2 separate regions of the Homo sapiens genome follow, and region 1 is linked to region 2. Evidence: read pairs that join two places in POLR2A ChIA-PET (ENCODE). Cell type or tissue: HepG2. All regions are shown on one strand. Links, peaks and the distances in the headings refer to the core of each region. The heading gives the core; the rest is flanking DNA.

The links. Peaks named below come from ENCODE experiments on the same cell type or tissue, not always from the same donor. Only the 100,000 strongest peaks of a DNase experiment are listed, where the experiment ranks them.
Region 1: POLR2A ChIA-PET joins it to region 2 with 9 read pairs; 1 of 35 experiments calls an interaction of 5 or more read pairs at or near these places.

What each region holds. Positions count from the first base shown.
Region 1 is chr21:38,957,833-38,973,182 of GRCh38, reverse strand. No RefSeq gene overlaps it. Among named protein-coding and RNA genes, the nearest start is that of LINC01700, 12 kb to the left of the region's middle. In HepG2, for the core only: no CTCF peak of the experiment used is centred there; DNase peaks (open chromatin) are centred at 4,032, 6,982 and 7,712; H3K4me3 peaks cover 593 bases.
Region 2 is chr21:38,779,899-38,795,248 of GRCh38, reverse strand. LOC107985480 (a long non-coding RNA gene) reads right to left here and starts at 11,197. Exons shown (of 3, transcript XR_001755102.2): 1 at 11,158-11,197; 2 at 8,700-8,892; 3 at 6,111-7,597. RefSeq lists enhancers at 7,109-7,198, 6,913-8,112. In HepG2, for the core only: no CTCF peak of the experiment used is centred there; DNase peaks (open chromatin) are centred at 6,568, 7,088, 7,558 and 10,538; H3K4me3 peaks cover 758 bases.

The DNA.
Region 1 (15,350 bases), core at 3,840-11,839, 180 kb before region 2:
AACTTTGGGAAACATATTTCTGTGCTTAAAAGCATCCTTCATGCGCCATTTGCTAGGTTCCAGCCTCCTATCTCTCTTCACGGTTTTCAGCTCTCTGCCCCCTTGTCTCTCCTGCCTCTCTACTTTGCTCTTTTCCTTTTTTCAAATTCTGTTTTTGTTTGTTTGTTTGGTTTCATTTTTTGAGATGGGGTCTCACTCTGTTGCCCAGGTTGGAGTGCAGTGGTGTGATCATGGCTCACTGCAGCCCTGAACTCCTGGGGCTCACGTGATCCTCCCACCTCATCCTCCCAAGTAGCTGGGACCACAGGTGCATACCACCGAGCCCAGCTAATTTTTGTATTTTTTGTATAAATGGGGTTTTGTCATGTTGCCCACGCTGATCTTGAACTTCTGGGCTCAAGTGATCCTCCCACCTAGGCCTTTCAACATGCTGGGTTTACAGGCATGAGCCACTGTGCCGGGCCCCTTTCTCAAATTCTTTTTTTTTTTTTTTTTTTTTTTTTTGAGACGGAGTCTCGCTCTGTCGCCCAGGCCGGACTGCGGACTGCAGTGGCGCAATCTCGGCTCACTGCAAGCTCCGCTTCCCGGGTTCACGCCATTCTCCTGCCTCAGCCTCCCCAGTAGCTGGGACTACAGGCGCCCGCCACCGCGCCCGGCTAATTTTTTGTATTTTTAGTAGAGACGGGGTTTCACCGTGTTAGCCAGGATGGTCTCGATCTCCTGACCTCATGATCCACCCGCCTCGGCCTCCCAAAGTGCTGGGACTACAGGCGTGAGCCACCGCGCCCGGCCTCAAATTCTTAAGATAATTCCTAATGCCACAATTCAGTGATTTCTTTTACACTGATCCATATCCTCATATTCTTAATTTCCACCCCAAGCAGCTGTATTGAGATATTTTGGAAAACAGCAACAGGTGCTTCCCTAAAAGGTATTCTAATGTCAAGATAATACATTTTTAGAAATGCATACAAGATGGGTTGGCGGTACGATGGGAATTTAAAATCATAGATATTTATCTTGCTAATACTTGTGAAGCATCCACTCTTAGGGGTGGGAAGATGACCAGGCCAATGCTCTGTGCTCAAGGTGCCTTCCGTCTCATAAGAGAGACAGTACTCAATGACGGGACTGGTGTGTATCCAATGTGCCAAGATGGGGATGGAGCGGGGGCATCCAAAGATTCAGTCAGGGTGTCAGGGAAACCTCTGTTAGAGGAAAGAGCCTTTCGCTAGACCTAACAGAGGTTGCAAACATAGAAACGGAGAGTAGGGAAGGGAGAGGGCCCCCAGGTGGAGTTCACGGTCATCAGAGCCTTGGAGGCAATGCCATAGACAGATATCAGAAGGTAGCGGATTCTGGGAATGGAAAGAATAGAGACATTTGCAGTTTCTGGTCTGGCATGTGAAGAGCTTGGACGTCATCACTCCTATCCACACAGTAAGAAAAGAGCCTGACAAACCCCAAAGCAGCAATTCTTAGATCTGTCAGGGAGTTGAGGTCACAGGGCAAACCACTGACCCCGAAATTGGAAAGGCAGACAGGCAAATGCAGAATATCACAACTTACAGGAGCAGAAGCCTCTGTGGGAAGCAGTATTGGGTTCCATTTTCCCAGTGCAACATATCTGGTTTTGAATAAAAAATTACAAGGGTTACTAAGAGAAAAAAAAAAGGAGTTAGAAGAGACAGAGCAAGCATCAGAATCTGACTCAGATGTGACAGAGAGGTTGGAGTGATCAGATGGGGAGTTTCAAATAACCATCATTACCTGGCTAAGGGTTCTGATGGACAAAGTAAAAGGGGTGGGAAGCCCTGAAGACAAGGCTGGGGCATAAAATGCAGGCTGGGGCCCTGCGGAGGGACATGAGTGCAGGTGCGTGGAAACACACCTGTTCCTGCCTCACACCTCTCTGGGGAGGCTGTGCTCACCATTCCCAGCAAGACAACCTCCTCTTCTCTGTCCTCACACCCTGTTGGAGACTGGCTGGGTCTGGACCCTTCTAAGCCACTGATCTCTCTATGGGTTCCTCTCCCAGCAGCCCCAACACTCAGGTTAACAAGGACAATACCACCAACAATGTGGCAAGGGCCTACTGGGCTTGCCTTTGTGTAAGGGCAGGATTTTGCTGGAGTCCAGCTTCCTGGAGTTAAGGGCAGAAAAGGGGGCTTGACCAAGGTCACAGCATGACAAAAGCAATGACTTCTTATTGTTTTAGCAGACAGATGTGAGAACACATCATCCTTCCTTCTTCCTTCCTTCCTTCCTTCAATCACTTAGCGCTTACCGACAGGCTATGCTGATGTAAGCTGCTCACTCTCTTAGCAGCCGTGATGAGAACTGCCCATCAATAAAGGCAATATTAGGAAGATGGTGGCTGGGCCCATAAGGGGGTATAGATGGGTGCTGTGGGGAGATTAGAGGGCTCCGTGGGAAGAGAGGGCAGGTGGGCCTTGGGTAGGGCCATCAAGGGTAGGCCTTGCAGGAAGGCCGGTTCTCTCTTCTTGGAGGGGATGTTGGTTTTGCCTTCCCAAACCTCTTGCCCTCCTTTCTGATGTCAGACCTTGCCACCCCTGACCACGGGGGTAGGTGGCATAAGCCAGTTGGCCATTGTTAGTGACGTGGATTCAGGCACAGCGACATCACCAGACACAAAGGAAAGCAATCAGCCATGATGCTTGCGATTTCTCCTCTCAGATTCTCTCTGATTCAACCTTCTGCACTGACATTACAACACAGGATTAAATAGACCCCTCATCTTTGAAGTGGGAGCTTTTCAAATCCAGCCCACAAACACTTCTGCATGCCCACCACCCTGCATAAGGCAGTGGGCTGGGTCCCTATGCATGAGGTTTTGGTCATCCACAAAAAAGTGAAGGGGGTGCTTGACACCGCTATCACTTCCATTAGACATAAGAGTTCAGTTTCTATTAGAAGAAAGTTAGAGTCAAAACAAACATGCCCTTGCAAAGGTGTAAGCCCAGACCCTGACACACAGAATGTCCTCAAAGGGTGATGAATGTCAGCACTTCGAGGTGGACCCACAGTGTGGGCATCACAGGGTGGGGCTGGGTGGGGGCCTCAGGTGGAGAGACTGCATGGTGAGCCCAGAAAGCAGCTTTGGGTTCGGTGCGCACACGAGCCCATGTAGCAGGTGCAGGAGGCTTCGCTCCATTTATAAGTAAGGACACTCCTTGGGCAGGACAGAATCTTTGAGATTTAGCACAGTTTCTTCATTTCTGTTTGCAGACAGGCCTGGGCTGATCTGGATTTTGCTTTACCTGATCCGGGAAAAGACGGTGGCAAAATTGTTGAGACAAATGAATCAGAAATTGGCAGAATAGATGACACAAAAATCCAAGATCAAAGCTCCGATGCTATCACCCTCTGGATGATCCTCCAAGAGAGAGGCATGGAGGACATTACTATGCATTATTTAAGAGATACATGGTTCTGAAATTGACATGGCCTCTTTTGTTCAAACAGAACGAACTTCTCAGAGTCCTCGTCCATCACCAGCCCTAAGTGGGAAATTCCAAGCCTGGACACAGGGTCTGTTTGTTGAATGCTGTGTTCAGGCTTTGTCTTGCCATCCCTGTCTGCATGAATGGAGGTCAAGGCTGATCCCGTATGAAGCCCGCTCTGTGAAGACATCCAGGAGAGCCTTACCTGGTCTCCCAGGAAGTGACAGGAGTTTAGAATGGAGGATAAGTTGCTAGTGTGCTTCCTTTTTGGTTTTGAAAAAGGTGTGTGGCCTGTGTATTGGTCCAGAGCCTGGCCCAGGGCTGCCCAGGGTTGCCACTGTGGCTGTCTGACCTCCTATAGGCCGTGGGACTTTCCTAAACCTCAGTACAATCATCAACCAAAGGTATAGTAACTGTGGCCCTGGCCTATGTCATTGGGTTTTTACTGGAATAAAATAATGCTGGGCTTACTATTTTGTTAGATGGTTGGGGATATTTTTGTCAATAGCTCAGCTTTACTTGTTTTCTCACTAGAGTGACGTCGCGCTTGCGAATGGCCTTGGAGGTGGTATTCTCTGTAAACCAAACAGGAGCTGTAGGACTGAGCCAGTTGTATTTGCACTGTGTTCGCTCCTGGCTGCCTGCGGGTGTCTGGCTTCTGCGAGGCCTGCCCTCCTCTCCACCCAGCCTGAGGTCTGAGGCTGTTAAACCACAACAATTAGAGGGCTAGCTTTATGGGGAGGCTCAGATTGTTCACTCACTTCGCCTGGGTAATTACAGCGAAGTGAAGCTGGCGGTTGACTCTCGTAAGAGTTTGGATTTCCAGAATCAACCGTGGGACTGTCTCCCTGCAGATGTGGACCTTCCTGGAGCCCAGAGGTCCCCCAGACAACCCAGTGCCTCTCGAATGTTCTCTGCTCTGTACCTGACACCACCTCCATGTGGCTTCACGATAGTGGGCTTAAGGATGTCATGATCTGTCCAGGATTCGGAAGATATTTTGATAATCACAAAACACGAATTAGGGTGCCTACAGCTATAGTCCTCAAAGTGGCCACATCCAAGCTAAAATGCTTTCAGGGATAATGAGAACCACCTCTCCTGATTCTCAGTCTTGCTGTCTCAGGGCAGGGGAGACATTGCCATCACGATTCATATGAGATGTCTCAGGTGCCTTCATCCCTTCTCCCAGGGCAATGGTTTTCTATAGAGGCCTTGATAAGGTAACAGGATATCCTGGTTATTTAATAAATTTCATGGAACTTCCCACCACACATTCAAAAGCAAACCAAAGCCACTAAAACACGAGAAATGATGTATGCCATAGGAAAGGCGGCTGTCATGAAGTCCCAGAGAGGCGATTTCTACCAAGAAGGTAGGAAGAGCATTGGGTTTCTTATTATCAGGGGGATGAACCCCCCTTACCCTTGCCCTGTCCCTGACACCTGGGCCGTGAATGAGGTGCGGTCATGGGTGGGCTGAGTTGTAGGAAGGCAGAGAGCTGGGCGGCAGTGTAGGTTCTGAAATTTCCCAAAAGGAGAGACTCGGGGATGCAATCTGGTTGGAAGAAATGATTAAGTTTACTCAACGTGTTGGCAAATTCTTACTTAGCTTTGATAAAAGAAAATTTTCAGCTGAATTAAATTTAAAGGAGTTTAATTGAGCAATGAACGATTCGCAAATCGGGCAGCCCCCAGAGTCACAGCAGAGACTACCATGCAGCCACGTGGTGGAAGAAGATTTATAGACAAAGAAAGGGAAATGATGTACAGAAATTGGAAGTGAGGTACAGGATGGCTGGATTGGTTGCAGTATGGTGTTTGCCTTATTTGAACACAGCTTAAAGACTCAGCAGCATATGAGTGGTTGAAGTACGGCCGCTGGGCTTGGCCAAGACTCAGCTATTGTTCCGGGCGCATACTCCTAAGTTAGGTTTTCAATCTTGTCTACCTATTAAGCTAGGTTGCAGTTCATCCACAAGGACTCAAATATAGAAGTATGGAGCCCTGGCTGGGCGCAGTGGCTCACGCCTGTAATCCTAGCACTTTGGGAGGCCAAGGTGGCTGGATCACCTGAGGTCAGGAGTTCGAGACCAGCTTGGCCAACTTGTGAAACCCTATCTCTACTACAAATACAAAAATTAGCTGGGCGTGGTGGTGTGTGCCTGTAATCCCAGCTACCCGGGAGGCTGAGGCAGTGGAATCACTGGAACCTGGGAGGTGGAGGCTGCAGTGAGCCGAGATTGTGCCACTGGATTCCAGTCTGGGCAACAGGGCAAGTCTCCATCTACAAAAAAAAAAAAAAAAAAAAAAAAAAAAAAGAAGTACGGAGTCCTTCTCAGACCATATTTAGTTCACTTTAACAGCTGTTTTGTTTCAGATTAAATAAATCAGTAAGATGCTTTAATCCACATTTTCATAAGATTGAGAATATCAACTCTTTATCAAACAATGTTATTTTCATCATATCAAGGGGTGGCTTTGAGGTTGCTGATGGAAATGAAGGCGGGAACTAACATGTCTCCCAAGCTTCCTTGGCTGGATAGGGCTGGATAGCTGGAGGTAGCCTGCCACTTCTCTCCTGAAGCTGGTGAATGGCACACCTCAGACAGCTGCCCTTGTGTCTCTTAACCTGTCCCTTTGCAAGGACGCATTGTCAATCACAATCCCTTACTTCCTATGTTTTCTGACCTCCCTCCATACTCCATTAAAGGAGTCTGGATTTTTATCGAAGTTCTGTCACTTGACAGCTGTGGGTGACCTTGAACAAGTCACTGATGCTCTCTAAGCCTCGGGTTCCTTATTTATAAAATGGGAATCAGAATACTTCCTACCTCATAGGGCAATGATCAGATTAAATATGATAATATTTGGAAAGCAGTTGCCACCGTGCCTGGCATATTTAAAATATTCTCACTATTGCTGTCATCATCATCATCACAGCAGCAGTAGTAGTAGGTATTTGTATGTGTTTTTGCAGCAGAGGCTAGAGTCTTGGAGAATCTTTAATATGCTCAGAGTTATTAGAGCATTGCCATCTTTGCTGGAGAAAAGGACTTGTCTTAGCTGTGTTTTGTTATCTAGTTAAGTTCAAAAATGCCCACCTGAGATCTGCGGGGGGGGGGGGGGGGGGCAGTGCACCCTTTTAAACCCTGAGAAATGGAAATTAATTATGACAGCAAAAAGACCACCATCCTAGTCAGAATGAGCTAGGCTTATCGTGCTGTAACAAACAACCCTAAAAATCTCAGTGCCATAATATGCAACAGCTGATTTCTTGCTCACTGCAAGCCCATCATAGGTAGGCAGTGGCGGAGTCTGCGCTCTACCCCGTGCAGGGCCCCTGCCTCCGCTCTCTGGAAGTTTGCTGGTTGCCATAGGGGAGAAGAGTGAGACTGGGGAAAGGCTCAGGAGCGTTTCACTGCCTCAGCCTGGAGGCGCAGGTCAGTTCCGCTTGCATTTCATTGGCCAGTACTGGTCACATGGGCTGAGAATTACAGGTTCCTATCGCTCCAGGAAGGAGCCTGAAACTGGCCGGCTCTGAGTCAGTTCATCCCTAGCGTGTCCGTGTCCGCAAAGGGCACAGCAAAGACCTTAACGCAGCGCCAGAGGCCATGTGGCCAGGGGTTTTGTTTAGAGTAGGAGCTGACAAACATTTTCTTAAGGGGCCAGAGAGTAAATATTTTAGGCTCTGAAGGCCATGTGGTCCCTGACGCAACAACTCAGCTCTAGAAAGGAGCCTAGGCAATGTGTAAATAAATGGACCTGGCTGAGTGCCAATGAAACCTCATTTGCAGAAACAGGTGGGCCCTGCAGTCCCTGGTTTAGAGCAGCCCAGAGCATCTCTTAGAAAACCAAAATCGTATTTTTAATAAAAACATAATATTCCAAGTGATCCCCCTCAATTTGCCAGATGAATAGGGCTGCTGTGACGAGATGAGGATAATGTGAGGGGGTATTCAAATGACCACAGTTACCATCTCAGTGACAGACGTGAACCCAAAAGTATCGGGGACATGTCTCAATCTATTTAGAAAGTTTTATTTTGCCAAGGTTAAGAATGCGCCCGTGACACAGCCTCAGGAGGTCCTGAGGACATGTGCCCAAGATGGTGGGGCACAGCTTGCTTCCATACATTGCAGGGAGACATGAGACATCAATCAATATTTGCGAGATGTACGTTGGTCCTGTCTGAAAGGGTGGGACAACTCGAAGTTGGTGGCGGGGGCAGGGTGACTTCCAGGTCATAAGCACGTGTAAACATTTTCCAATTGGCAATTGGTTGAAAGAGTTACTATCAATAGAAAGGAATGTCTGAGTTACGATGAAAGGTTGTGGAGACCAAGGTTTCATCATGCAGAGGAAGCCTCGAGGTAGCAGGCTTCAGAAACAAGATATTGTACATGTTTCTTGTCAGACTGAAGGTCTGTGTTGATGTTGGGGTGATGAGGCATGTCTGACCCCCACTTCCCGTCCTGGCCTGAACTAGATTTTCAGGTTAACTCTGGAAGGCCCTTGGCCGAGAGGGGGGATCCGTTCAGATAGCTGAGGGGCATTAGAATTTTATTTTTGGTTTATACAGACAACGATGACTAGCTTCTATTCTTGCCCCATAGATTCTTAAAGTACTTCCGTTATTCCAATGCCTTTTTTTTTTTTTTTTTTTTTTTTAGAAAAAGAAGTAAACGATCTCACTGTTTTGGAACTCTGAGTTTCTAATTTGAAACAGCAGAATGGGATATTTAAGAGCAGATGAGAAAAGTTAGCAACTGCTGAGTCTTCTTTAGCATAATTCATTTAACATATAACCTAGGTAGCCCTTATTTTCACATATTTTAAGTGTTCTAGAAACGCCTTTGGAAGCTTCTTCAAGGAGAAGCCAAACTTAGAAATTCCTTTTCTCTCTCTCTTCTTCCATAAATACCCCAAAGCGGCCACTGCACCAAGCGCTGTTCTAGGCATGAGGATGTCGGAAGAGAGGCCCAGTGACAAGGTCGATGTTTCCATGGAGGTCACAATTCAGGCAATAAGTACACAAACAAACGAGTAAACGCAGCACATTTAAATACCTGTGAGTGCAATAGAAAACAGCTCAGTGAGAGTGAGGGTGGTGTAAGAGTGGATGGTGTCCGTGAGGAAAGCAGCATCTGTTTCTAAACGTGAGGCTGCCAGTGTCCACCTGCAGGAAAGGCTGTCCTTCTGGTTAAGTTGAGCAGAACAGGATTTAATGCAGGGTATTAGGTACTTTCAGAATCCCTCAGAAGGCTGGGCCTCCACAGCAGCTCCCCAAATCACACCCCGTGGGCTGCCCGGAGCTGCGCTCACTGCTGCTGTCAGGAAAATCAGGAACCAGTAGCTGGGGTAGTAGCCACTGGCTCAAGAATGTGTGACAGGGCTGGGCGCAGTGGCTCACACCTGTAATCCCAGCACTTTGGGAGGCTGAGGCGGGCAAATCACGAGGTCAAGAGATTGAGATCATCCTGGCCAACATGGTGAAACCCTGTCTCTACTAAAAATACAAAAATTAGCTGGGCGTGGTGGTGCACACCTGTAGTCCCTGCTACTCGGGAGGCTGAGGTAGGAGAATCGCTTGAACCCGGGAGGCAGAGGTTGCAGTGAGCCGAGATCATGCCGCTGCACTCCAACCTGGCGACAGAGCGAGACTCTGTCTCAAAAAAAAAGTGTGACAGGCCAGCACAGTGTCTCATGTCTGTAATCCCAGCACTTTGGGAGGCCGAGATGGGAGGATATGAGGATCACTTGAGCCCAGGAGTTTGAGACCAGCCTGGTCAACATAGTGAGACCCCATCTTTACACACACACACACACACACACACACACACACGAATGTGTTACAGGCTGGATCCAGGGGTCTGGGAGCAGCCTGCCTGTAGCCATGGGAACTGCCTCATGACACTCACAAAACAAAGCCTCTTGACACTGTTGTAGGAACCCCCAGTGCTGCCACAGCTGGGCCACCCAAGAGCACCAGCCAAGAAGCAGCAACACAGCCGCCTGCTTCCACTCACCTCCACCGTCCAAACCCTACGCAAGGGCATTGAGTTGAGTTGGGGGGCCTACTCTTCTAGAGTCCTTGCAAGGGATCAGAAAATATGATGGTAGCTTTCCCAGCATATCAGCTCCCTAGAGCTGCCATAACAGACTGGGCGGCTTAAACAACAGACATTTGTCCTGGCGCAGTGGCTCACACCTGTAATCCCAGCACTTTGGGAGGCCGAGGCGGGTGGATCACGAGGTCAAGAGATTGAGACCATCCTGGCCAATATGGTGAAACCCCCACTCTACTAAAAATACAAAAAAATTAGTTGCGTGTGGTAGCATATGCCTGTAGTCCCAGCTACTCGGAGGCTAAGGCAGGAGAATCACTTGAACCTGGGAGGCAAGAGGTTGCAGTGAGTCGAGATCGTGCCACTACACTTCAGCCTGGTGACAGAGTGAGACTCCATCATCATCATCAACAACAACAACAACAACAACAACAAAACAGACATTTTTTGTCTCATCGTTCTGGAGGCTGGAAGTACAAGACCAAAGTGTCAGCTGGGTTGGTTTTCCTGAGGCTGTGAAGGAGAATCTCTTCCAGGCCTTTTCCCAGCTTCTGCTGGGTTGCTGGCCATCTTTGGTGCTTCTTGGCTTGTAGACACATTGCTCCGATTCCTGCCTTTGTCTTCACAGGGTGTTCTCCCTGTGTGCGTGTCCATGTCTAGGTTTCCCCTTTTTATAAGCACACCAGCATGTTGAATTAAAGCCCACCCTGATGACCTCATCTCAACTAATTACATCTGCAATGACCCCATGTCCAAATACAGTTTCATTCTAAGGTACTTGAGGTTAGGACTTCGGTATGTGAAACCTGGGGGGACATGACATCCAGCTTCCTCAAGGCAGTCATAAGTTGCCTTGGAGGAGGATAGAATGGCTGGTGATCAAAGTCAACACACTCCATCCCAGGCCAAAAAGGTGAGGCCTGGAGGTGGATTCAGCAGATGGAACTGCTGGGGCCAGAGGCCTGAAGAAGACCCAGTATCATATGAAGAACTGAAGAGAAAACTCTGGGCATAGGGAGGATGAACTAAGCAGGTGAGGAGTGAGATGGGGTTGGAGAGGGAGCTAGGGCCATAGGATGAGGGCTGTGAGGCCACTTGAGCCTTGAATTTAACTCCATATGTTCTGGGAAGCCAGTGGGGGCTTCTGAGCTGGAACTGATGGGACTGGGTATACCTTCTGGGGAGGCCACAGGCTGCTGCATGGGCCAGGGGCTACAGGATGCCCAGCAGGAAGTGGGAAGGTTGTTCAGGCAGCTGCTGTAGGTGTCCCCAGGAGAGACTGTGGTGTCTTGGACCAGGGGGAGCAGTAGGGCAGAGAGAGGGGATGGATCTGGGATGTTTTGGTGACAGCTGTTTAGATTTGCAGTGGGTAAGCACACAGGCCCACATAGATATGGTCATTATTGAAGTTGGGCTGATGGCATCTGCAGACACCCTAGAGCTTTTTAGCTGGTGTTTAAATAGTGGGATGACACCCACAGTGCAGGTGGGCAGATTTCTGTCTGATTTCTAGTGACCATACTTCTCAAATCCCAGATCAGGGATCACTCTTGTGAGATGTCTCAGCTTTGTGCTCGCCAAAATGCAGTGGGAGAGGAAGTAATGTTCCCAAAAGCTGCAAATGTGTCACCTGACACAGCAGAAGGGACTTTGCAGACGTGATTGTGTGAAGGATCTTGAGGGGGGAAGATGGTCTTGGGTGATCTGGGTGGGCCCAGTGTAATCACAGGGACTTTATGAGGGGGACTTGGGTGCGTCCAAGTCAGAAAAGGTGATGTGATGATGGAAGGAGGGAGAGAAGGTGGAGAAAACTTGGGTTTTGCTGCTGCCTTTAAAGATGGACGAAGGGGCCATGAGCCAAGGAACGTGGGCAGCCTCTGGAAGCTGGAAAGGCAAAGGAACAATTCACCGTTAAAGCCTCCGGAAGGAACCAGCGCTGCCAACACCATAATTTTAGCCCAGTGAGGCTGATTTTTGAGCTTTCAGCCTCCAGAGCTGTAGGATAGTACATGTTTTTTTTGTTTTTTTTTTTTTGAGATGGAGTCTTGCTCTGTCACCCAGGCTGGAGTGCAGTGGTGCAATCTTGGCTCACTGCAACCTCCGCCTCCTGGGTTCAAGCGATTCTTCTGCCTCAGCCTCCTGAGTAACTGGGACCACAGGAGCGTGCCACCACGCCCGGCTAATTTTTGTATTTTTAATAGAGACGGGGTTTCACCATGTTGGCCAGGCTGGCCTCCAACTCCTGACCTCGTGATCCGCCTACCTTGGCCTCCCAAAGTGCTGGGATCACAGGCGTGAGCCACCACGCCCCGCCATGTGTGGTTTTAAGCTGCTAACTTGTAGTGGTTTGTAGGAAACTAATAAGGGTAGCGAAAAGGGAGATAATACAAGTCAGTTCACCAAGAAACAGTAAAATGAATCGAGAGATTTTGCAGGGGCCCATGTGTTTCTTGCATCTTGGTCAGTGACAGGTGTCATGGAGAATGGTGGGCAGGTGGGGTTGCAACCTCTTCCTGGAAGAACTTCATCGTGAGTTTCCCAGTGAGAGAGAGACAGAGAACTAAGCCAGTCATGCACCGCTGGATGATTTATTGTTTTTTTGTTTTTTCTCTCTAGACAAACAATATAATTATAGAAGCAGGCATGTGTTAGCCTAAGCTCTTGTCAATCACACCCAAGTTATAGTTTCTTCGGCCTGCAAGCTCCATTGCCACTCCTTATTAGAAAGATCATCTGAGCTGTACTCCTAGGCGGGTAGGTGTGAGGCCTTTATGTTTCAGGTATTGTGTTTCTAGTGAACTCTAATCTGCCTTCCCTGCGCGATGGAGAGGTGGAAATGGAGCGAGAAGGGGAAAGGTGGAAGACAATGGGGAAAGTTCTTATTGTCACAACAGGAGGAAACATCAGCTTAGACCTGGCTCATTCTTTGGGATAGAATAACACTGGTAATAGTTGAGTTTAACCTTCAGTATAGTTGAGTTTAAGCCTAGCTCTGCGTGGTTGGAAAAATGTAATGAATTTGCAGTGTATAAACTGGTCCATTGAGTTTTATTTTAAAAATCTTCTTTAAACATATTTAGCAATTAAAAAAATGTATTTGGAATATATCTGTGACCTGTCTGCATACATTTCAGATTGACCGAAAAGGGTCACCCTTCCTGTCAAAGTTTCAAGATTCCTGTTAAATGCTGACATCCTCACTTTTTTTTTCTCTCCAGTTGATTTTTTTCTTAGATAAGCCATTCTCTAGTTGAGAAGGAAGACTCTGTTTTGTCTTCATGTGCAGAATCCCTTGGCCTTTGTTTGTCACTGAGTTGGGCTCTCCTGTCTGAGTGACGAGGCTGTGTCCCTCAGAGGTCCTTGGACCAGAGCCTTGGGCAAATCTGAGCCCACTTAGGCATCAGACAAATGCTGTGGGTTAGGTGTGATTATCAGCATGTAAAGCACATACAACTCTTATTGATCATCACCCAAGGTATTCTGAGAGCCACGAATTTGTTTAATATCACTGGAAACTGTTTTAGAGCAAGCATTTCAACAGACTTGAATTTCCTTTGGAAAGAAAGTGGAGTAATATGGTTTTCTGGAGGGATTTATTGTTCTTGTTGAGATATTTGAAGGCCCACGTCAGGCCTTATACTCTCCAGGAAATTCTCCAGGAAGGTAGTACCCCACAGTAAAGAGCTGTTGGTCCACAGTGAACCCTGAGCTGGGACTTTCTCCACAACTCACCACCTCACTCTCAGCCTCAAGTTACTCGTTAAAGGCCTTCCCTGGCTGTCTGGTTGGGCCACATGCCTTGCTGGTCACTCACATGACATCCTCACTGTCTTATTGCAATTGGAGTGGCGTAAAACAACCATGGATTATCTCACAGTTCTGTAGGCAGAAACCCAGGCGCGGTGGGCTCAGGGTCTTGCATGTCTGGAATCAAGCTCTCAGAAGGGCTTCGTTCTCTTTTGGAGGCTGTATGCATTTCCCGTGCTGCCGTAATAAAGTGCCACAGCTGGGTGGCTTCAAACAACAGACATTTCTTCTCTCCCAGTTCTGGAGGCTAGAAGTCTGAAGCTAAGGTGTGGGCAGGGCCCTGCTCCCTCTGAAGAAGAGTCCCTTCCTTGCCTCTTCCAGCTTCTGGTGGCTCCAGGCATTGCTTGGTTTGTGGCTGCGTCACTCCATTCTCTGCCTTCACATGGCCTTCCCCTCTGTGTCTGTGTCTTCTCTGCTGTCTCTTATAAGGATGCCTGTAATTGACTTTAGGGCCCATTGTGTAATCCAGGGTGACCTCATTTTGAGATCTCAAACTTAGTTACATCTGTAAACTCTCTTTTTCCAAATAAGGTCACAGTCAGAGTCCAAGGGTTAGGACAGGGATGATCTTTTGGGGAGGAACCATTCAACCCACTCCAGCTGCCTTGCTTGGGGTAGCTACTGTTAAAAACTCTCTACTCAAAGCCTCCCAGGGGTTTTACCAAGAAATCTTATCACACTCATTTTAACATGAGTCATGCCTGAAATAACTGCAGTGTAGAAAAGTAGCATCTTGAGAAACATAATAAAGAATTCTGTTCTGTTCTGTTCTGTGGAAAATGGCTCAGGGCAGTGGTGCAAAACCCAGGTTAATCATCTCCGAGGTTAACTCAAGTAGCACCTCCTAGGATGTTTGCTTTGGAAGGGTTTGCATTTGAGGGTTGAGCTTAAATTGCTTCTTCATCTCCGATGATCACTCCATTGCTTGTTTAAAAGGCATCAATACTCAATCAAGTTAGCTGGAATGGGTTGAATTGTGGCCCCCCAAAAAGCTACGCCCACATCCTAACCCTCGGACTCTGTTTGAAGTTTGGGAGTGAGGAAGGAAAACTTTCTTCCATGTTGGGCTGTTGTAATTTCTATTTTTACTCTGATAGGCCCTGTATAATAAGCCCCTGAAAACTTTGAGACTTACCGTTTACTCATTCCTAATCATGATCTGAAAAACAGACTGTCTTTAGAGAACACAAGAATCAGTTTATAATTTGTGCTTCTACACATTGTTCTCCCACCTGGGAGCAAGGGGGCTTGGCCAGCAGACAGGACTGGTGTGTGTACTCATGACAGGCATAGGAGAAGAGGCAGGTGGCAATCCACGGCTCCTGTATCAGCTTGAATCCTCCACCGAGTGTCTCTTCCTGTTGGTAAACAGAGATAACAGCCTAATCCTGGGGCTGCTGGGAATGACACTGCCACAGCTCTGGGCACCTGTCAGCCAAGGACAGATGGCGACCACTGCCACCCACAGTCTGTCCCAGGGAGAATTTATGGTGAGACTCCTGGGGTCTGGGAACATCCATCCATGGGCTGATGTTGAGGGTATGCCCCACCTGGAGGAATCGTAGAGTCTTTCTGTCAGTAACATCCCCATTGACACCTAGCTAGACCCTGGCCTCTGCTCCCACTCCACCATGTCCATCTCTTACTCCATCATCCTACACCTCAATGATGTCAACATTCCTCTCCCTGCTCCCTCTTGGCCTCAAAGTGTGTCTGGCAAAAAGCAAGTCCAGTCATGACTTTCCTTTGCACAGAGCAGTGAGTGCCATCCCACTCAGAGGCAAAGTCAAGGTGCTCCTGGTGGCCACCTGGCCTCAGTGTACCTGCCTCACCTCTCACCTGCTCGTCCCCATTTACTCCATGCCCACAGCCACACGGCTCCCAGGATCAAGCTGGCCCTACTTCCCCCTAGGCCCTTCCCACTCCCTCTGCGTAGAAGGACCATTTTCCCCCCAGGTAACCACAGAGCTCCCTCTGCACCTTCTCTCCCTGTTTGCTCTAAGATCACCTTT
Region 2 (15,350 bases), core at 3,054-11,053:
CCTCTGTGACCTGGTCCCCACCCCCTTCCTCATTCTCCTCTTTGCTGGTCACACTCCAGTGTACCTGCCTGGGTCTGTTCCTGGAAAACTCCCGTTGCTGCCCCCTGGGGACTTTGCACTCGCTGCTCCCTGGCGTTCTTTCCACCTGGCTCTCAAGCCTGGCTCCTTTTCATCATCTGAGGCAAATGGGCAAATGTCACTGGCTCAGGGCAGTTCTTGCCGATCCCAAGCGGAAAGAGCCTTACTTTCATGTCACTATCACATCCTGCCAATAATGCGCTCCCAGCATTATCTCTCCAAAAATGATTTTGTTGCTTTATCTGTTTTTTTTTTGTCTTTTGTTTTTGTTTTTGTTTTTTTGAGACAGTCTTTCTCTCCTCCCCAGGCTGGAGGGCAGTAGTATAATCTCGGCTCACTGCAACCTCCGCCTCCCAGGTTCAAGCGATTCTCCTGCCTCAGCCTCCCAAGTAGCTAGGATTACAGGCACGTGCCACCATGCCCAGCTAATTTTTGTATTTTTAGTAGAGACGGGGTTTTGCGTTGTTGGCCAGGCTGGTCTTGAACTCCTGACCTCAGGTGATCCACCTGCCTCGGTCTGTTGTATTTCATTGTCTTTCTCCACATACGAAAGCGCAGGGTCAGTGAGAACCGGACCCTTTTCACCTGTGGTGTCCCAGCACCTTCCTGAGTGCCTGGCGTCCTCTGGGTGTTGATGAATATGCTTTCACTGAATGAACAGATGGGGGAGGAATGAATGAGTCTGTGTAGGTTCAGTGTATCATTCCAGCCTCTCCAGATCTTTATGACCCTCGAGTTTGTTATCCAAGGTCTCTTCTATTAGTAACTGCTTTGGCCCACATATAACCCTGATAAGCAAGTCATTGAACAAACAGTGACTGAGGCCAAGCCCGTAGTATGTCACTAGGACTCTCCCTCTGCATTGACATCACCTAGGGGTGGTGAGCTCTTTTTGTCTAATTACCCATGAAGATGTAAGACATTGCGCCAAATGTCCTACTGAAGAATAAATAACAGCTGCCACAGCCTCCTAGCTGCTTCGCCAGCAAACCTGATACAACTTGTTTCCACGAGGTCCGAATGACCCTGAGGCCTTCATTTGGTGGAGTGTTTCCCCTCACTCCTGCTGGAGCATCTGTGTCCGCCACTGCCAGCTGCAGGCTCAGGCCCATGTGGCCTCCGTCCCTGGGCTGGTGTATGCTGTGGATACCTCACAGGTGTTCTTCATGCCACAAGTCAACACAGAGCCTGTAGGCAGAGGAAGTGTGGCTCCGAGAGTGGTTGGTTCAGCGATACAGTCACTTGAAATACAACAAAAGCAAGTTGTTCTGCCCCTCGCGTAGAATAACACATGAAAATAACATCAGTAACAGGAGGCCACACATACAGGGGCTTAAATGAAATAGAGGTTTGGCCAGGTGCAGTGGCTCACTCCTGTGTAATCCCAGCACTTTGGGAAGCCAGGGCAGATGCATTACTTGAGGTCAGGAGTTTGAGACCAGCCTGGGCAACCTGGCAAAACCCTGGCTCTACTAAAATTACAAAATTTAGCAAGATGTGGTGGCGGGCACCTATAATCCCAGCAACTTGGGAGGCTGAGGCATGAGAATTACTTGAAGCTGGGAGGTGGATGTTGCAGTGAGCCAAGATTGTGCCACTGCACTCCAGCCTGGGTTACAGAGCAAGACCCTGTCTCGAAGGAAAAAAAAAAAAAAGAAATAGAGGTTTATTATTCACTCCCATAACACTTGGGGAAGGTGACCCTAGGCTGGTTTGTTGGCTTGGTGATGTTGTGGTAGTTTTGGGACTTAGGATCCTCCCACCTTGCTGTGTCCTCATTCTCCTGGTTGAAGATGTCTCCCTACCACATTTGCATTCCTCCCTAGGAAAGGAGGAAAGAGAAGCAGAGGCTCATCTTCCTAAGGGCACTAATCAGAATTGCACATGGCAGGCCCATTGGTCTGGATTTTGTCACGTGATATCATCTAGTTGCAAAGGAGGCTGGGAAATTTAGTCTTTGGCTGGATGAGCCTGTGCTGAGAATGGGTGCCTGTAGGACGAGCAGAAGGCCCATCCCTGTCCATCTCTGAGGTACACCCCTTCCTCCTGGGTGACCTTCCAGTCAACCAGGGACAATCCTCAGGCTCCCCTATCTCTTGTCCACTTTTAATGAATCTGGAATGGGGGTCTGCGGATTCTAGCTTTGGGATTTCTTTGATAATCAGTCTCTTCTTTCTCTTCTCCCTGACTGCAAAGGAGCAGGCACCATAGCATCTGGCAGTTACTTTTCAGATACCCTCCCTCTGTTATCTTTCTTTCAGTCAATACTATGCCAGGCAGCCAGATGTGCTCCCCAACACTGGCACACCTCGTTTTACTGTGCTTTACCTTATCGTACTTTACAGATACCATGTTCTTTATAAACTGAAGGTTGTGGTATACAGCAGGTCCACTGGTGCCATGTCTCCAAAGGCATGGGCTCACTTCCTATCTCTGTGTCCCATTTTGGTAATTTTCACAATGTTTTTTTATTATTTATTTGCACAAATTTATTATTATTCTATCTGTTGTGGTGGTCTGTGGTCAGTGGTCCTTGATATTATTATTATAATCGTTTTGGGGAACCACAAACTGTACCCACAGAAAACAGTGAACGGAATCAATAAATGTGTATGTATTCTGACTGCTCCACTGGCTGGGCATTTCCCTGTCTCTCTCCCTCTCCTTGGACCTCCTTATTCCTTGAGGCACAACAATATTGAAATTAGGCCAGTTAATAAGCCTGCAGTGGCCTCCAAGTGTTCAAGTGAAAGAAAGGGTCACACGTATCCCACTTTAAATAAAAAACTAGAAATGATTAAGCTGAGTGAGGAAGACATGTCAAAACCAAGATAGGCCAAAAGCCAGGCCTCTTGTGCCAAATAGCCAAGTTGTGGATGCAAAGAGAAAGTTCTTCAAGTAAATTAAAAATGCTACTCCAGCAAACACATGAATGGTAAGAAAGTGAAACAGCCTTATGCTGACGCGGAGAGTTTGAGTGGTCTGGATAGAACACCAAACCAGCCACAACATTCCCTTAAGCCAGAGCCTAATCCAGAGCAAGGCCCTAACTCTCTTCAATTCTGTGATGCCTGAGAGGTATGAGGAAGCTGCATAAGCAGAGATTGGTTCATGACATTTAAAAAAAGAAGTCATCTCGAGAATGTAAAAGTGCAGGGTGAAGCAGCAAATGCTGATGGAGAAGCTGCGGCAAGTTATCCTGAAGATCTAGCTAAGATCATTGATGAAGGTGACTACACTAAATCACAGATTTTCAGTGTAGATGAAACAACCTTGTATTAGAAGATACTACCTAAGATTTTCATAGCTAGAGAGGAGAAGTCAATGTCTGACTTCAAAAATTTAAAGGACAGGCTTACTCTCTTGGTGGGGCTGGTGCTGCTGGTAACTAAGTTGAAGCCAATGCTCACTGACCATTTTGAAAATCTTAAGGGCCCTTAAGAATTATGCTAAATCCATTCTGCCTGTTCTCTAGAAATGGAACAAGGCCTCGCTGACAGCACATCTGTTTATAGTATGGTTTACTAAATATCTTAAACCCCCTGTTGAAAACTACTGCTTAGAAAAAACTATTCCTTTCAAAATATTATCGTTCAATATTAACAATGCACTTAGTTACCCAAGAGCTCTGATGGAGATTTACAAGGAGATAAATGCTGTTTTCATGTATGCTAATATAACATCCATTCTGCAGTCCACAGATAGAGGGGATAATTTTGACTTTCAAGTCTTATTTAGGAAATACATTTTATAAGGCTATAGCTGCCATAGAGAGTAGTTCCTCTGATGGAACTGGGCAAAGTAAATTGAAAACTTTCTGGAAAAGATTCTCATTCTAGATGTCGTTAAGAACATTCATGATTCATGGTAGGAAGTGAAAATATCAACAATAACAGGAGTTTGGAAGAAGTGGATTCTAACCCTCAGGGATGACTTTGAGAGGCTCAAGACTTCAGTGGAGGAAATAACTGCAGATGTGGTAAAAAAAAAAAAGCAACAAAACTAGAATTAGAAGTGGAGCCGGAAGACGTGACTGAATTGCTGCAATCTCATGATAAAACTTTCACACACAAGGAGTTGTTTATTATGAATAAGCAAAGAGAGTGGTTTCTTGAGATGGAATCTACTCCTGCTGAAGATGCTCTGAACTTTGTTGAAACGACAACAAAGGATTTAGAATATTGCATAAATAGTTGATAAAGCAGTGGCAGAGTTTGAGAAGATTGACTCCAATTTTGAAAGACGTTCTGTAGGTAAAATGCCATCAAACAGTATTGCATGCTAGAGAAATCTTTCATGAAGGGAAAAGCCAATGAATGCAGCAAACTTCACTGTTGTCTCAGTTCAAGAAATTGCCACAGCCACCCTGATTGGTCAGCAGCCATCCACATCCAGAAAGACCACCCACCAACAAGAAGATTATGACTTGACAAAGACTTAGATGATTATTAGCACTTTCTAGCAATAAAGTATTTTTAAATTAAGGTATGTACATTGTTTTTTAGACATAATGCTATTGCACACTAGATAGACTACAATATAGTGTGAATATAACTTTTATATGAACCGAGAAACCTGAAATATTTATATGACTTTATTGCGATAATTGCTTTATTGCTGCAGTGTGGAACTGAGCCTGCAATATCTCCGAAGTACACCTGTACGTTCCTTAATGTTATTCTCTGCCTAAAAACACTCAATGCCTCTGCACTGCTCTTAAAATGAAATCCAAACAGATGGGATGACTTTCATCTGTGCTCTCAGCCTCTTCTTCCAATATTCCCCTCCGCATCACTCTCCCAGAAGCCCCAAGATCCAGCCAAGGGAAAGGCAAGAGAGTGTGCAGAAAAGAAAACATATGTCCATTGCAATTTATTGGATATCCACTGAGGGCAAGGCCTGCTATGTACACAATTCTACGGTCATGTCTGCGTTCTCTGAACTGACTCCTGGGTCTTATCTCCTGGGCGATAACGGTCAATTTTGCTTGACTGTTTCTCCCTCGTGATTCTACACTTCAGGTCTCAGAAGAATTCCCTTTCGCCAAGGCCTTGAGTATTGAGGGTGAAGGAAGCACTGAGACCTCTTAGAGGAGTCACCAGGAGGCTGATGGGAGAGACTGAGATTGAAACGAGCTCCACAAACTCAGGTGGCTGAGCATAGAACTCCCTTTTCACTCCCAGAGATGTCCAGAAGCAGCAGCAAGGCCTGGGTTGTGCTCCTGGCTACTTAAACCTGAGCTTTTCAGGACTAAAAGCCATAGGCAGCCACAAAGAGCACACCTGCTATGGATGGCTGGCGACACTCTGGTCTGGTGAATGGGCCTCACCTGTGCCACCAGGATTGAACCTGGAAGCCCCTCAACCAATCCTGATGTCCATGTCTGTTCACAGACCCCGAGACCCTTGAAGGACGTGTTGGTTCTCTTGTGGGAGGACCTCACTTCCAGCAGCCATGTGCATCTGAGCCTTCCAGCCAACCTCCTACAAAGGGAGGTCATTTATTTATGAGGTCATTTATCAGGAACTTATGCACTGGGGAATGAGTGTTCCTCAAACTTTTAGGGATCAACTGGACACAGATTCTCTGCTAACACCAATTGCGGGGCACTCAGTTACCCTGAAGCTCTGTTGGAGCAGAAGGGGCTGCCTTAAAGGGTCAGATAACAGAGTCATGTGACAACAGAAGCTGTGATGGAGCCCTGACTTTGCCACCTACCACGTGATCCTGTGCAGAGCTTCCTTTCTCCTGTCTCCATCTCTTCTATCACACCGAGGTGGTACACCTTGCTCTGTCCATTATACAGACACTGAAAGAACTTGCCCTCTCCCCTCCCTTCTCCTCCCTCCCATCCAAAAACAAGTGCCTGCTAAGGGCCAGGCCCAGTTCTAGGCAGCCTGGGATGCACTGATGAACATCATGGACAAATATCTCAGTCCTCATGGAGTTTATATGGGAGGGGAACACACATGGTAAACAATAAGCATAATTAATAAGTCAGGTACATAGGAACTGAAATGGCAGTAAGTACGAGATGGCTAAAAAGAGAGAAAACTGAACAAGGCAAGGGAGATCCAAATTCCAGAAAGTCCAAGGACCCTTCAAGATGATGGTTGTCAAAGTTTTTGGTTAGTGGTTATCAAACTTTTGGTCTCTGGATCCCTTTACACTCTTAAAAAGTTTTGAGGATCCCCAAAAGCCCTTGTGTATGTGATTTTACCAATTTTTGCCATATTAGAAATCAAAACTAAAAAACACTTAAAATATGTATTTAAAAGTAACAACAATAAACCTTTTACATAAAATCATGAGTAACATTTTTCAATGAAAAGTGACATATTCTAAAGCAAGAACAAAATAATTAATGGGAAGCATGGCATTGTTGTACATTTCTGCAAATGTTCTTCATTTCTGGTTTAATAGAAGGCAGCTGGCTTCTCCTATCCACCTCTGGATTCCATCCATTGTAGCATCACGTGTCAGGAAGCCTTTAGAAGATTCCATTGTTCAAGCATGAGAGAGTGAGAGTGAAAAAGGCAAACCATACTTGTGAAAGTAGTTTTGACCTCACAGATCCCCAGAAAGAGGCTCAGGGACCCCCGAGGGCCTCTGGACCACACATTGAGAACCATGGCTCTGGTGTGTTCCAGTCTCCTCGTCCTTTCAGATGAGACACTGTGGTCCTGAGTGGACAGTGAGTTCTGAGTTCTTACAGTTGGTCAGCAGCACAGACTGAGACCAGACCCACGACTTCCTACCTTAGCCAAGATTCTCTCCTCAGCTTGATGTGTGTTTGTTGCTTTATTATTTCAACACAAATCACATGTGCAGGTATTTAACTCTGCTTATAATGAAGGAGCAATTTTTAAAAGAAGAAAGGTACAAGCTCAGTGGCCATGGTGCGGCCACAGATAAGTCTTGCTGGCCTGCAAAGCCCGGCTGTTAACTGGCGTGTCTACGCCCCCATCCATCTCACTGGGCAGGGGCTTGCACAATGCTCCTTTGTGCTTTCTGAAAGGCCTGTGTGTTTCAGGTGTAGCCTTGTGTACTGTGAGAAGAGTCATTACAATAACAGTAAATATTCCTCTTTGATGAATGGAACGAAGGTGGTTTAAACTGAAGCTGCATCTTGACGGGAGGAGGGGAGGCAGTGAGCCGTGCAGGCCAGCCAGTCACACTTGGAAGAGCATCCACCCTTCTGCATGAGTGTCTTTGACTCACCTTGACCTTCAGTGCCGGGGTTGCCAGTTGAGTCTATGTTCTGGGAGGCATTGGTTGCCTTAGTCGTGAGCCAGCTAATGTGAGTGGGTCGGCTCTTCTGTTAGATGGAACTACAAATGGAAGCTACCAACTTTTAGTTTCTATTCCAAAAAAGGGCTGGCCCTTGGAGTGAGGGTGGCCTGAACAAACCGTGCCTTCCCTGAGCTCTCCAGGTGGTGTAGGCATGAGTCATTTAGATGTTATCAGGCGGGAGAAAGTCCTGAAAGGGACGCCAGTGAGTCACTGTGCCGGGCAAAGACTGGTGAGACACACAGAAACGAAGTCCAAAAAATCAATATGGTGCGCCTCCCCCAGGGGCCCAGAGGGGATTGTGCAAGCCACGATTCCACCTCCAGGAGGGGAGGGCTGGGCCGGGTGGGGGTGGGTGGGGGCAGATGGCTGCAGCCAGCCCTGGGAGCATGGAATCTGTGGGGATCTCTAAGCCGGAGCCCCAGCACCTGTCGCCTTAGCCTACTATTAACATGCCAATCTTTCACGGTGGTCTTCCTTTTAACATTTAAAAATGTAAAACCAGGTGCATGGGACAGGCTTGAGGGTCTTCTGGAATGGAGGAAAGGAACTGAGCTTTGCGAGAGAAGGCCAACAGGCTGCTCCTGGAACCAGGAAGGCCAGCTCCGGAGAGTTTAAAATTTATCCTTTTAATAGACAGCTCTAACTGAGAACCTATTTTTAAAAATTTTAGTTCCTCAATTTTTTTCAGATAATTTTGACGTCATAAAATAATTTGGTTGATAGAGTTTTTATGGCGGTTGTAAATGTGAATTATTACATACTTACCATGTTTATTGAGACTCTGGACTAAGTTTAAGAGAACTTTCATGTATTCAATACCGTACAGTTAGAAATTCATTTTCATGTTTCTTCTTTTCAAATGTTCAACTCTTTAATTGATCTTATTGATAAAACAGCGCTACAATTAAAAATAGGTGGCAAAAATCTTATGCTATAAATACTGTCTCATGTTAGGGCTTAATACTAATGCGAACTTAGACAAGTTGTCATTTTAAAATCCAAAAAAATATATAGACGAGAATTAGGGTATGTAAATTCCTTTACACCATACTTAATGCTGTTAGTAAATAAATCATTTAAAGAACCATATACATATTTCTCTTGAATTAACACTTGAATGCCCTTATCTCTCTCACAATAAGAATTTGCCATTCTTATTAGAAACATTCACTATCTGGTATAGAGATGTTAAGCTCTCTGTACTGGTTGGTAAGGGGGTGATGGTGCAAGGGAGTTTAGATGAAAAGCTTGGCTTTTATTTGTGTCTGACCAAGCTAGGGCCTTTCTTATCATGTATCATAAGAACCTGGATCCCTTGCTCCACCTACCATATTCATAAGAACATTCTAGATCTACCCAAATCAGGAGCATGCATTTTCTCTCTGTGGTGTCAAATGGGGACTGAGAAAGTACAGGCTTTTTAATGATCCGCACTCCTGGCTCCCCTTCACGTGGGTTCATTCAGCAGGTACGAGGTGCTCAGCAAATGTTTCTGAATGACTGCCAGCATCCAGAAACAGACTGCAGAAGGAAAAATAAGGTTTATTATAATGCCATTGCACCATGAATTTTAAAATAAAATTTCCAACTTGACAGACAACATTTAAACAAATTTTGTGGCCACTTTGTGGTAGTCTCGGACTTGTCAGGCCACACAGAAATTTCAGAAAAAAAAATTTAAAAAGTCAGTCAAGATACAGACACAGAGGCCAGAGCTCAGCAGTGTTCCCCTCTATTTCAGCCGAGGCCCTCACAGAAAAACATTTTGTAAGCTGCCCCCACTGACCCCCAGCCCAGAATCTGCAGCGCCCCTGCCTGGAGGGCCAAGAGGATATTATGCCCATAGCTTTTGTCCAAAACTGCCAAAGCTGGGATTAGAAACCAACAAAAACTTAATGTTAGGATGTAATCTTAAAAGACATAGTTGGCCAAAAAATGCAGCCACATTTGGACTGATAAACAGCACGCAGACCCATTATTTATTTATTATTTAATTTTGCAACTGGATATTTTAGTTTGTGTTACACTAGGGCATAATTCAATGCAACAGCAACCCATAGAATTAAAAGCTCATGCTATACAAAAAGTAAGTTTTGTTTTGGGTGTATTTTGACAGGCAGCCTAGCAGCATTGATCAAATTATGGCTCTGCTGTTCACAAGCTGTGTGACCTTGGGTGAGCTACTGACTCTCTCTGGGCCTCGGCTGTAATGTGGGGGCCACAGCACCTACCCCAGTTGTGTTGTGAGGATCATTAAGCCTCCTGACAATCTCTCTCTCTCTCTGTCTCTCAATCATCTGTCAATCACACAGGCTACAGACCAGGCCACATACACAATGCATCAGCACAATCTATGCTGGGAAAACAAATGCTGTCATTGACCACACTGCATCCATAAAGGATCAATTTGGTGTTTTTATGTAAAGTAAGATTGTTTTCTCCTCTAATTTGAGAATCTGTTAGAGTGATGGAAGTTTGAGAATCTAGAAACACAAAGTAAAAATGAAAAACAGTCGAAGCAGAAGATATAATTTCCTTGTTTCTGCGCTGCCCCACTGCTGTGTAGCGAAATAGAAATGACTTTTTAAAGTTCAGTTTAATACATCAGACAATCACAACCTATTATAGCAAGTGGGGGCTTACTGCCCCTAGACTGGGTAGCCAACTGAGGCATACAACGGCTTCTTATCTCCTAAAATGGAACTCAGTAGGTCAAACCTCCTTGTTGGGTTGTGGGGAGGATTAATGAGACAATGTTTGCTCAGAGAGGGCAGCAAAGTCTGTTTCTACCTTCTCCAAAGGGCTTCTTTATGTTATGTAAATAGAGACTGTTTTTTGTTGTTGTTTGTTTTAAGACAGGGTCTCCCTTTGCCACCCAGGCTGGAGTTCAGTCGTATGAACATGGCTCACTACAGCCTTGACCTCCCAGGCTCAAGCCATCCTCTTACCTCAACCTCCCGAGAAGCTGGGACTACAGGTGCATGCCACTATGCCAGGCTAATTTTTGTATTTTTTTAGAGGTGGGGTTTGCCATGTTGCCCAGGCTGCTCTTGAACTCCCGGGCTCAAGCGATTTGTTTGCCTCAGGCTCCCAAAGTGCTGGGGTTGAAGGTGTGAGCTACTGCACTTGGGCAATTGTTAATATTTTGATTTACATAGAAACCAATGATTGGTTAACAGTGACTGATTTTCCTGGTAAGCCCAAAGTAAACCATCAGTGAAAAATGAATGGCAGCCTTGAAACCTGCCCTCATGATAAAAACTTGATCAACAGCCTGATTTGAGTTTCTGCCAAACACAAGTGACAGTGTCTGACTCCTATGCTACAGCAAGCTCTGAATGGATCGCCTCTGCCTGCTCTCCTTTGGGTAGTCTTTGTTTATTTCCACACACGTTTAGTTGTTTTGGTTATTTTAACCACCATTTTCACTTGTTTCTTAAACAGTGACTGTAGAATACATCTTCTGGTCAATTTTACCAAGAATATTTTCCAATATCTTACACATACATAAAGGCTAAAACGGAAGCCTCAACCAATTTCAAATGCTTGATACATGACAGACCACATTCTGTAGTCGCCATGCTATTAAATTAGAAACCCATGTGATTGAAGTTTAACAAAGATAATTATGGGCCAGGCGTGGTGGCTTATGCTTTTAATCCCAACACTTTGGGAGGCCGAGGTGGACTGATCATGAGGTCAGGAGTTCGAGACCAGCCTGACCAACATGGGGAAACTTTGTCTCTACTAAAAATACAAAAATTAGCCAGGCGTGGTGGTGCACACCTGTAATCCTAGCTCCTCAGGAGGCTGAGGCAGGAGAATCATTTGAACCCAGGAGGCAGAGATTGTAGTGAGCCGAGATCGCGCCGCTGTACTCCAACCTGGACGACAGAGTGAGAGTCCATCTCGAAAAAGAAAAAGAAAAAGAAAGGTAATTATGAAGAATTCATTAATGTATGGATTAAAGATAATGTATTAGTTTGCTAGGGCTGCCATAACTAACGCCACAGACTGGGTGACTTAAACATTAGACTTATTTTCTCACAGTTCTAGAGGCAAGAGGTCTAAGATTGAGGTGACGACAGGCTTGATTCCTTGCGAGGCCTCCCTCTGGCTTGCAGATGGCTGCCTTCTCACTGTCCTCACATGGGCTTTGTGCCTGTGTGTCTGTGTCAGAAACTCCTCTTCTAATCCAGTCATGCTGGACTAAAGCTCACCCTAACCACCCCATTTTAATTTAATTACCTCTATAAAGGCCCTACCTGCAAAAAGTCATGTTATGAGGTTCTGGGGGATTTCAACATATGAATTTTTGGGGGACACAATTCACTCCAAAAAGAATGATCAGAAATATTTTTCCACTATTCCCATTCAGCAGCAGGAGCTGTGTGCCTTCCAATGATCTGGGAGACCTTTCTGTGTTGCTTCAAGCAACAGACTATGGTGGAATTGTGCTTTGCTAATTTCTAGATTCAATTCCCAGACTGGCCAGTTCCTCTCTCTCTGGGGATCTGAGCTGCTTTGAGTTGGTCCAACCATCCTGAGCCTGCCAAGCTGCAGAGGCCAGAGGTAGCCACTGTCCAGCAGTCTCACTGAGCATGCCATCCAGCCATCTGCACCCAGATGCCAACATGTGAGTGAAAGTCCTTGGACCCTCCAGACCAGCCCATCTACCAGCTGAAGATCACTAGTTCCCTTAGTTAATGTTCAGAAGAGCAGGAGAATCATCCAGCTGAAGCCTGTCCCAATTCATGACCCACAATATCATGAGATAGAATGAAATGATTGTCATTTTAAGCTAATTTTTTTTTTTTGGAATGCAGCAATAGATAATCAAAACAAAAGGTGGAAGAAGAAATCATAATGGACATTAAAATATTTACAACTGAATGATTAGGAAAATACTAAATATGAAAAAGGAGGCTGAGCACGGTGGCTCACGCCTGTAATCCCAGCACTTTGGGAGGCCGAGGTGGGTGGATCATGAGGTCAGGAGATCGAGACCATCCTGGCTAACATGGTGAAACCCATCTCTACTAAAAAATACAAAAAATTAGCCAGGTGTGGTGGCGGGCACCTGTAGTCCCAGCTACTTGGGAGGCTGAGGCAGGAGAATGGCATGAACCTGGGAGGCAGAGGTTGCAGTGAGCCAAGATCACGCCACTGCACTCCTGCCTCCATCTCACAAAAAAAAAAGAAAGAAAGAAAGAAAGAGGACGTGCAGCTAAAGCAGAACTTAGAAGCACATTTATAGCTTGAAATTGTTTATACATATTGGGGAAAAAGGGCAAGGCTGAAAATTAATAAGAAAAGCATCCATCTTAATATGCAAGAAGAAGAACAGAAAAATAAATAAGCTTGAGATCTAGGCCTGCACATCAGATCTTCAAGAAGTCTTCAGGGCTCCTAAAATGACAAACTTTTGGTAGCATGTCAGGGAAAGTCCATACATCTCAATGGGTTCACAACATTTCTGTTTGCTGGTTGCACAGGCTCCTCCAACTTCTCTATATAATTTCCTTAGTTGCTGCCACCACTAGGGCTGTGGTGATGAGGGCTATTGTTTCTCCTTCTTTGTGTGTCTGTGTTTGCATTGTTTGCATTGTTTGTTGCTCTCTCTGCTAAGAGGTGGTGATTCTCTCAATCTAATCATAAAAGTCACAAAGGCAGTCCACGGTGCTGCACACTTTGCCCTGTCTGTGCCTGAGGATGAACTCTCTAACATTGCCTACTCTTGGCCATCATTTTTTACCTGAGTTCCTAGAAGGTCCCAATGACACACCCTGGCACCATTGGTCCTCAAAGCCCATCTACTTCTGGCTGCCTGACTTTGGAGCCATGGCTTCCTACTCTGCTGTCCTTCAGGATTCTCAAGAATCTGGCCCCTGTCCACCCTCATAGTCCTCGATTCTGAATGCACCTGAGCACATCCTACGCTTGCTAGCCTCTACCTCTTGTTGTGCCCTGCGTGCAGCCCTCAGCTCCCACCACTGTCTCTATTTCATGTACACTAACGAGACATCTTGACTGAGTGCAAGGACAGGGGCTGTGAATCAGAATGGCTTGACTGTAAATTCCACTCCACCTCTTATGGGAGTGTCACCTTGGGCACATGATCACACTGATTTCCAATTCCCATATTGCTGTTGAAAAGATGAAAGGAATCATTCCTCAAAAAGTTAAGCACAGACTTATCATATGATCCAGCAGTCTCACTCCCAGTGTGTATACTTAAGAGAAATCAAAATGTGGCTGGGAGTAGTGGCTCGAGGCTGTAATCCCAGCTCTTTGGGAAGCTGAGGCAGGTGGATCTCTTGGCTCAGGGGTTCAAAACCAGCCTGGACAACGTGGCAAAACCTTGTCTCTACAAAAAATACAAAAATTAGCTGGGTATGGTGGCACATGCCTGTAGTCCCAGCAGCTTGGGAGGCCAAGGTGGGAGGATCACTTGAGCCCAGGAGTTCAAGGCTGCAGTGAGCCATGATTGCACCACTGCACTCCAGAGCCTGGGTGACAGAGTGAGACCCTGTCTCAAAAAAAAAAAAAAAAAAAAAAAAAAGCCCATACAGAAACATGTATACAAATGTTCACAGCAGAATTATTCATAGTAGCCCAAAATACACACAACAAAATATTATTCAGCCAAAAAATGAGGGAAGAACTGACATATGTTACGACATGGATGAACCTTGAAAACATGCAAAGTGAAAGAAGTCAGAAACAGAAAGTCACTTGTATGATTCTGTTTATATGAAATGTCCAGAATAGGCACATCTATAGAAACAGAAAGCAGATTGGTGGTTTCCAGGGGCTGAAGGGAGGAAGGAGTGGAGAGTTCTTGTTTGACAGTTATGGGGAATTTTTCTGGGGTGATGAAAAAGACTGGAAACTAGAGATAGGTGGTAGCTGCCCAACACTGTGAATGCACTAAATTGTGCATTTAAAATACTTACTTGTATGTTACGTGAGTTTTACCTCAAATTTTTTTTTTTTTTTGAGATGGAGTCTTGCTCTGTTGCCCAGGCTGGAGTGCAGGGGTGTGATCTTGACTCACTGCAACCTCTGCCCCCTAGGTTCAAACGATTCTCCTGCCTTAGCCTCCCAAGTAGCTGGGACTACAGGCGCCTGCCATCACACCCGGCTAATTTTTTGTATTTTTAGTAGAGACGGGGTTTCACTGTGTTAGCCAGGGTGGCCTTGATCTCCTGACTTCATGATCTGCCCGCCTCGGCCTCCCAAAGGCCTGGGATTACAGGAGTGAGCCACCACGCCCAGCCCTCAATTTTTAAAAAATGATGTAAGAAATAAAGGACACATGGTAAGTGTGCAAGGAATATGAGTCACTGTTATTACCACCATCATCCACATTACCTGTCAGCCACACCCCATTCCTTTCTGCCCAGTAACTAACGGGGCTGCTTTAAGCCCTGGGTAGGCTGTAGGGTCTCTCAATTTTGGAGGCTCCATGATACATTCCATCACATATGTTAAAATGCATCTACTTCTCATCTTAAATATTTTCAAATGTAAAGTAATTTGAAACAATTAAGAGAAAACATTGCTTTCAAAATTAGTTGGCGAAAAGTAGTTATTTTCGTTCCTGGTGCATGCTTGAGAATTCTGAATTCTGATGAAGTGAGAAAAACAAACTTACACATTTTTTGCAAATGTAATGGAATTTGTATGTATGCAAAATTCAGTTAATGAGTTGAGATAAGGTTACATTTTGTAGACATTTGATGAACCTATTTTAACTTCCTGATGTTTCTTTCTTGTCTAGGCTTTCAAATATTTTCATAGGCGCTAGAAAAGCTATAGGCTCAAAGCAACAGCCCTGATGCCCAGTGGAGAAGCTAGCCTTACAGAAAGTGTTCTTTTCATTTCTTTTCTATTATTCACAAATTCCTTTCCATATCATTCTTTCAACCTTCTTATTAGAATTGACTTTCAAGTTGATATATTAGTTTCCAAAAGAG